2 separate regions of the Homo sapiens genome follow, and region 1 is linked to region 2. Evidence: chromatin contacts called from ENCODE Hi-C or POLR2A ChIA-PET data. All regions are on one chromosome and are shown on one strand. Each heading gives the region's core, a stretch centred on a gene start or an enhancer-like site at or near the end of the contact. The rest is flanking DNA. Distances are from core to core; before and after follow the strand shown. Region 1 overlaps ANTXR1 (ANTXR cell adhesion molecule 1). Region 2 overlaps ANTXR1 (ANTXR cell adhesion molecule 1).

The links. Hi-C counts contacts between places; a loop is a spot of excess contacts on that map. ChIA-PET counts read pairs that join two places held with the same protein, here RNA polymerase II (POLR2A). Pooled maps may share reads with other maps.
Region 1: a loop to region 2 is called in a map of IMR-90, with 4 times the contacts of the local background. The contact joins two enhancer-like sites. A Hi-C loop is called at or near these places in 1 of 168 maps with a recorded cell type or tissue (IMR-90) and 1 of 50 pooled maps. POLR2A ChIA-PET finds 5 or more read pairs at or near these places in 5 of 52 experiments (A549, AG04449, AG04450 and 2 more).

The regions. Positions count from the first base shown.
Region 1 is chr2:69,236,815-69,240,110 of GRCh38, forward strand. The region is part of intron 17 of ANTXR1 (ANTXR cell adhesion molecule 1); the gene reads left to right. Among named protein-coding and RNA genes, the nearest start is that of MIR3126, 130 kb to the left of the region's middle. Within about 2 kb of position 1,742, at least 2 of the 41 ENCODE cell types and tissues checked have a DNase peak (open chromatin) inside an H3K27ac peak, as active enhancers do; they include IMR-90, where a contact is called at or near this core.
Region 2 is chr2:69,194,979-69,197,947 of GRCh38, forward strand. All of the region lies in intron 17 of ANTXR1 (ANTXR cell adhesion molecule 1), which reads left to right. LOC124906019 (a long non-coding RNA gene) reads left to right here. Exons shown (of 2, transcript XR_007086799.1): 1 at 1-2,969. Among named protein-coding and RNA genes, the nearest start is that of MIR3126, 93 kb to the left of the region's middle. RefSeq lists an enhancer at 1,635-2,834. Within about 2 kb of position 1,538, at least 4 of the 41 ENCODE cell types and tissues checked have a DNase peak (open chromatin) inside an H3K27ac peak, as active enhancers do; they include IMR-90, where a contact is called at or near this core.

The sequences.
Region 1 (3,296 bases), core at 492-2,991, 42 kb after region 2:
GACAGGGGAGAAATGGTCACAGTAAACTACTTTAAAACTTTCATACAGGATGATCCCATTTTTGTAAATAAATCCACCACTGGGTGTGTGTCTGTGTTCTGTAAAGATAAGCACAAAATATTAATTCTGAATGCTATAATTTAACATTCCCTTCTCCCTTCCTTTTTTTGTGTATTTTTCAAATTTTCAACAAAGAACTGTGTAATCAGATGGAAAAAGGGGATTTTATCATTAAATAAGTCATATCTCAACATTAATTCTTGACAGACCTTGTATTTACACATGTCCCACTAAAGAGATGCCATTTTTATTTCTACCCTTTCCTTCATTTTTCTAGTTTCCTCGTGTTACCAAATATTTCCTGTGTGCTTTCATCTTACCCTCAGTTCTGGCATCCAAAGACATTATTATGGAGAACGTGCCAGTATGTGTGTCAGCAAAATGAATCAATTAAAAGAGTTGACCTTGGATCCCTTTCCATGAACAGCACATAAAAGGCAGGCTATTATGAGATTTATAGGCAGGGCAAGTTTTAAGTGGAGAAAAGGGAGCCGAGAAGGATCAGAGCATCACCACTCACAACACACCCTTCTCTTTGCCCGTGGCTCCAGCTTTGGGGAAGGGGAAGGAGCAAGACAGGGTCTCACTCTGTTGCCCAGGCTGGAATGCACTGCAGCAGTGCCATGATAGCCCATTGCAGCCTCAAACTCTTGGGCATCCTTCTGCCTCAGCCTCCCAAGTAGCTAGGGCTAAAGGCACACACATCAGGCTAATTTTTTTTATTTTTTGTAGATACGGGGTCTCACTGTGTTGCCAGGCTGGTCTCTAACTCCTGGGCTAAAGTGATCCACCTGCGTTGGCCTCCTAAAGTGCTGAGATTACAGGCATGAGCCACCTCACCTGGCCAGAAAGATAACTTTGAATGCATCTGTGTATCTACACATTTTTATATATACAGGTATACATACATTTTATACATACCTCTATCTATACATATGTAGACATGCATATATATGTATGTATATGCACATTTTTATTTATATATATGTGTGTGTGTGCACACGTGTATGAATTTTACATGGAAAGCCAAAATATCAAAGTGAAAGGGAAAGGCTGAAAGCAGGAAGACTGGTTTACTTGGTGGCCAAGTGTTAGAAGATGAGCAACAATGAGGGCAGGGCAGAATGAATGAGTATGAAGGATCTTTATGAAACAGAATCAGAGCTTTCTCTGCTTCTCCCTGACTGTGGCAGAAGATGGCTGCTCCCTCATCCCCAGCTTCCCACTTTACATTCCCTCTATTCAAATGATCAGTCCTGACTAACTAACTACCTGTCACTCAGTGGTCATTCCAAATTCGCAGGAGAGAGAATCTGATTGGTCTAGCTCAGCATAGTTGTCCAATCAACTGGTCCAATCAACTGTGGCCAAGCTCAGGGTCACAGATCACAAATGTGGTTGCTGGGGTCCATTTAACTACTGTCTGTCTTCACCTCTAGACTATATTCTTCATGAGGACAGGGACCTCAACATTTGCTCAATACTGTCTGCAGCACCTTTGAGGACATAGCCGGCACTTAAAACCCATTTGTCAAAAGGATAAATGCATAAATAAATTAACAAATGAAGAGAATCATAGTGTAGAAGGCTAACTATTAAGTCATCCAATCCAGCCATCCATTCATTGTTGATGTGTTTAATTCATCAGTAGAGCACCACCTTCGGCAGGATTATGTCAATTGCCTTCAATATGTCGATGAGGTTTTGTGGTCTAGCCTGAGTTTACAAGAATGATTTAAGTTAGAAACTATGCTCATAATTCCAAACAACTGACTTGGGAAACCTAATTCATTAGTAACTTGAGAAATACCTACAGCCCTCCAAACAAGGTAATCAATGGGAGAACTAGGCCAGAGAGAAAAGGTATTTGTCAGAGGAAACTTGGCATGTATGTTATACTTTTACGATCTAATTATTTTAGTGTTCTTCCTGTGGAATCCATTTTCCTTAGATGACCTCTGTTCATAGGAAACTATTTGGTTTAATCTGTGGAAGCCATAGCATATTTTTAACCATCTCCAAAGTCCAGCTCCCTCTCCACGGAGCGTGCCTGATGCCCAAACAGATGTCTCATAACACAGCACACATGAGCTCACCACTGGCAAGTCTTTTGCACACAATCGGCCCACACCTCTTCTCACATCTCCCTGTCATCCCACAAACCCAAATTCAGAAGTTGCAGGCAAGCTCAAACTCTTACCACAATAATAGAAAAGCAGAAGGCAGACCTCCAATTTTGAAGTTTCAATTTATTAATATTTTTAAAAATCTAATGACCAACCAGAAAAATATGCAATACAAAGCATTAGCCAAACTAATTAGTATAAAGAAATGTGCAAACTGGCTGCCCCAAAAGAATTCAGATTAAATTATCCAAGGAAAAGGTTTCAAAGGAATTCAAATTTTGATGGAGGCCAGGTGCGGTGGCTCACACCTATAATCCCAGCACTTTGGGAGGCCAAGGCTGGCGGATCACCTGAGGTCAGGTGTTCAAGACCAGCCTGGCCAACATAGCGAAACCCCGTCTCTACTAAAAATACAAAAAAAATTAGCCAGGTGTGGTGGCACACGCCTGTAATTCCAGCTACTTGGGAGGCTGAGGCAGAAGAATCGCTTGAACCCAGGAGGCAGAGGTTGTAGTGAGCCGAGATCACTCTCACAGAGTGAGACTCCATCTCAAAAAAAAAATGTTGATGGAATTATAGAATATTAGGGCTGAAAGGCCCTTGAACGTCATCTAGCCGGTACAACTTAATTGGACAGATGAAGAAACCGAAGCCCATAGAGAGAAAGTGACTTGCCCCAGGTTTCACAGTGAGTATGTTAGTGGCAGAACTAGAGGTAGAACTCTGCCTCCTGACTGCAACCCACAAGGCAGACCACAGCCCCCAGCACCAGTGTCCTGTCTCTAAATGCCTCAGACCATCAATGCCTGGAGTTCAAACCCAAGGAAATCCAGAACCTGATCAACAAGATCTTTCATCCTGACCATTTCATCATAACCATTTCAGAATATGTCACCTCCAATTTAGGCAAAGCTTTTTGTTGAGAACAATTTCCTTTAATAAAGCAATCGAAGGTAACCCAAAAAGTATTTTTAGAGGTAACATTAACCTTTCAAGTGTGGAAGCCAAGGGAAGTACATAGGATTCTTGCTATCCTTTCTCCAAGAACCTAGGAGATGTCCAAGGAGACCATGGGGAGGTGACTGAGAAGCCCTAAACTCATAGCTGTGT
Region 2 (2,969 bases), core at 288-2,787:
CCAACATAGTGAAATCCTGTCTCTACTAAAAATACAAAAATTAGCTGGGTGTGGTGGTGGGCACCTGTAATCCCAGCTACTTGGGAGGTTGAGGCAGGAGAATCACTTGAACCCAGGAGGCGGAGGTTGCAGTGAGTGGAAATTGCACCACTGCACTCCAGCCTGGCAACAGAGCAAGACTCTGTCTCAAAAAAAAAGAAAAAAGAAAAAGAAAAAAAAAAATGCTCAATCAATGACAGATATCCTTATGGTCATTTACTCTGTGCTGTTCTGCTGTCTGGGGATGGTTGATACAGAACTTCAAGCCATATTGCAGTTGGTGTGTATGGTCTCCTGACTGTCCAGCATGACACAGCTAACACTAGAGAACACTAGAGCAGAGCCCAATAGACAGGCCCTGCTACCCCCTCCCCTTGCACCTGGTGACAGTGGGTGGTTTGTAGCTGAGAAGATTTGGTCTAAAGTTTCATAGTTTATGTGAGCCACTGCCCAATTAGCTGTTCTTGCTGTGACTAGGATGGCAGGCAAGTAAAAACGTGAAACCAGCTCATATAAATGCTGGGTTGACTTGGCCCTCATCACATATGGAATTTGAGCTTTTGTCTGTGACAGTCAACAAGACCAAATTTCTATATGAAATTTTAAATACAAACTCTACAGTTAGGAGAAACAAGCATAGGCCATAGTTAGTACTCTGGGAGGTGTTTGGTCTTATAAAGTATACATTTGCTTTCTATGGGAAATGAAGAAATTTTTTTAGCATGCATGAGACTCCTCTGACAGATTGAGAAAAAAATAATAATAAGATCCCTAAACTAAGGTTCAGTAGTACTATTTTTTTGTGACAAGATGCTGATACAGTGTATGACCCCATTTTTTTTTCACAGCAATTGAAAAACATCTCCACTAAAATATGTTAACATTCCATTTTCCACTGACCAGTTTGGCAGAAACCAATTCATAAACTGGGTCAACCTAAGAAGTGGGAGGGTTATAGGAAAGAGGCTGGATAGAAAGAAATATTATCATTAATAAGACAGAAGAATCAATGCTGTTTGGGAGCAAAATGCTGGTTATATAAATCCAAGAACAATGGAATGAAAATAAATGGAACTTCCTCTAATGAATCACACTTAAATTGAATCTCTTATTTACCAATTCTGAATGAAAGTTTGTATTAACAGCTGAAGATGTTCCATCTGTTTTTGAGAGACATAATACCACCTTGAACTTTTATTCTCCAGCCATGCAAAATAATAGATTTGAGATATAAGAAGCTTAAGAATTTGGATACATTTGAACACACTCTCAACACTGTTACAAATTATGATTATCCAGTTTACTTTTAAGTGCCCTTTCTTTATGGAAGTCTTGCTAAAATAAGATACATGAGAGAAATCGATACAGAAAATTGTGTCCTTGTTGCCGTGGCAACAGCCACACGATGTACACATGGAGTTACACAAGAAAGGTCACAGATGAGGTAAGAACCAGAATTCATAGCTGCCTATGGCTACTCAGGAAAGAATTCCAGGCGAGGCAGGGGGGGCAATATTGTAGCTCTGTCTATATGCTTCTTCTGTTTTGTTTTGCATAACCTTAGGAGACTCACTAGAGAGGCCTGCCTTGCTTGCATGGTGGTGAGTCTGTAAGAATTCTTCAGCACTGATTTATGGAGCTGACCACATTTTCCATAAACTCAAAATGACTCCATCCAGGCATGTGCTCATGAACAAGAGTCACAGGTTCTGAATTTTTTCTTTAAAACAAAACAAAAACAAAAATCACCTAATTGCATTCTCGGTTACATTCTAAGTTGCTTCAGACACATGTTGACCTCACAGAAACCTGGCAAATTTTCCTCCTTAGTTCCTGTCTCCTTCATCCTCCCCCCAGCTACTCCACCCCAGCCCTCCAGATGCAGACACAAGCCCACCAACAGAGCCTCTGAGGCTGCTGAAAGGCCTCCAGCTCAGCACAGAGCAGGGGCTCAGGGAGCCAGAGCCTAGAGCCACCGCCCTTCCCTGGGATTGGCACCCACCTCCTCAGAACCATCCAAGCCCCAGGTCAGGGGTGGCAGCAGGGAACACGAGTGTTTTCCATCTGCCATCACCCGTCTCCCTCTTTTTGCCTGCGGTGGGCTCATGGTCCCATTGTTCCTTGGAGCCCACCAGGAAATGCTTGGGCCAACTTAAAAGGGAAAGTGCCAAAGGAAACCACCTAAATAGCAAACCAGTAGCACATCTGATTCTAAGATTGTTAAAATTTACTAAGCACATGGTGTCCCCTGCTCCCAGTAGGTAGCCACCACAGTGCTCCTTGTAAAACCAAACCTCAACACACCATGCCTCCACTTCAGACTTGCAAAAACTGTGGGAAAACCCAGAATCCTTAGCTTGATTTAGAAAGGCAAGCCTTTCCATTTCATACGCTACTTACCCCAGATTCCTTCATCACCTCCAAATGGGCTCTGAGCACGTGGAATTAATTGCTGGTCATGCCCTGAACATGCCAGGACATTTTGTGTCTCTGTACCTTTGCTAGGTTTCTCTGCTTGGAATGCCTTTCCCATCCTCTCTACCGAGTGAACCTAGCTTGGTAATATTGTTCATTGTTCCCACAGTTTCCTGTAAATACAAAAAGTTGCTGGCCAGACTCATGCTTGAAAGGGGGCATTGCCCAAGCAGAACACATTTGACAGAGCCTAGGTGAGAAGGTTTGGAAGTTAGAACCTCTGTCCCAGGATGGTCCAGGATGGTCCCCAAGGCTTCCTGCACAGCTTGGCCACTCTTTGAGTTCAGAAAATTTGCTCATCTTTCAAGGGCAAATGGTTGAAGGAATTTAGAATGTTCTGAGAAAGAACGCTTCAAGGGGTCATGAGAGCTTTTTAACTTACTTGGTCCATGATGATATGGCGTGTCATTCCACTTTGCAAGCTGTTTCTTATCACGTCACCATTGTCAAGGAAT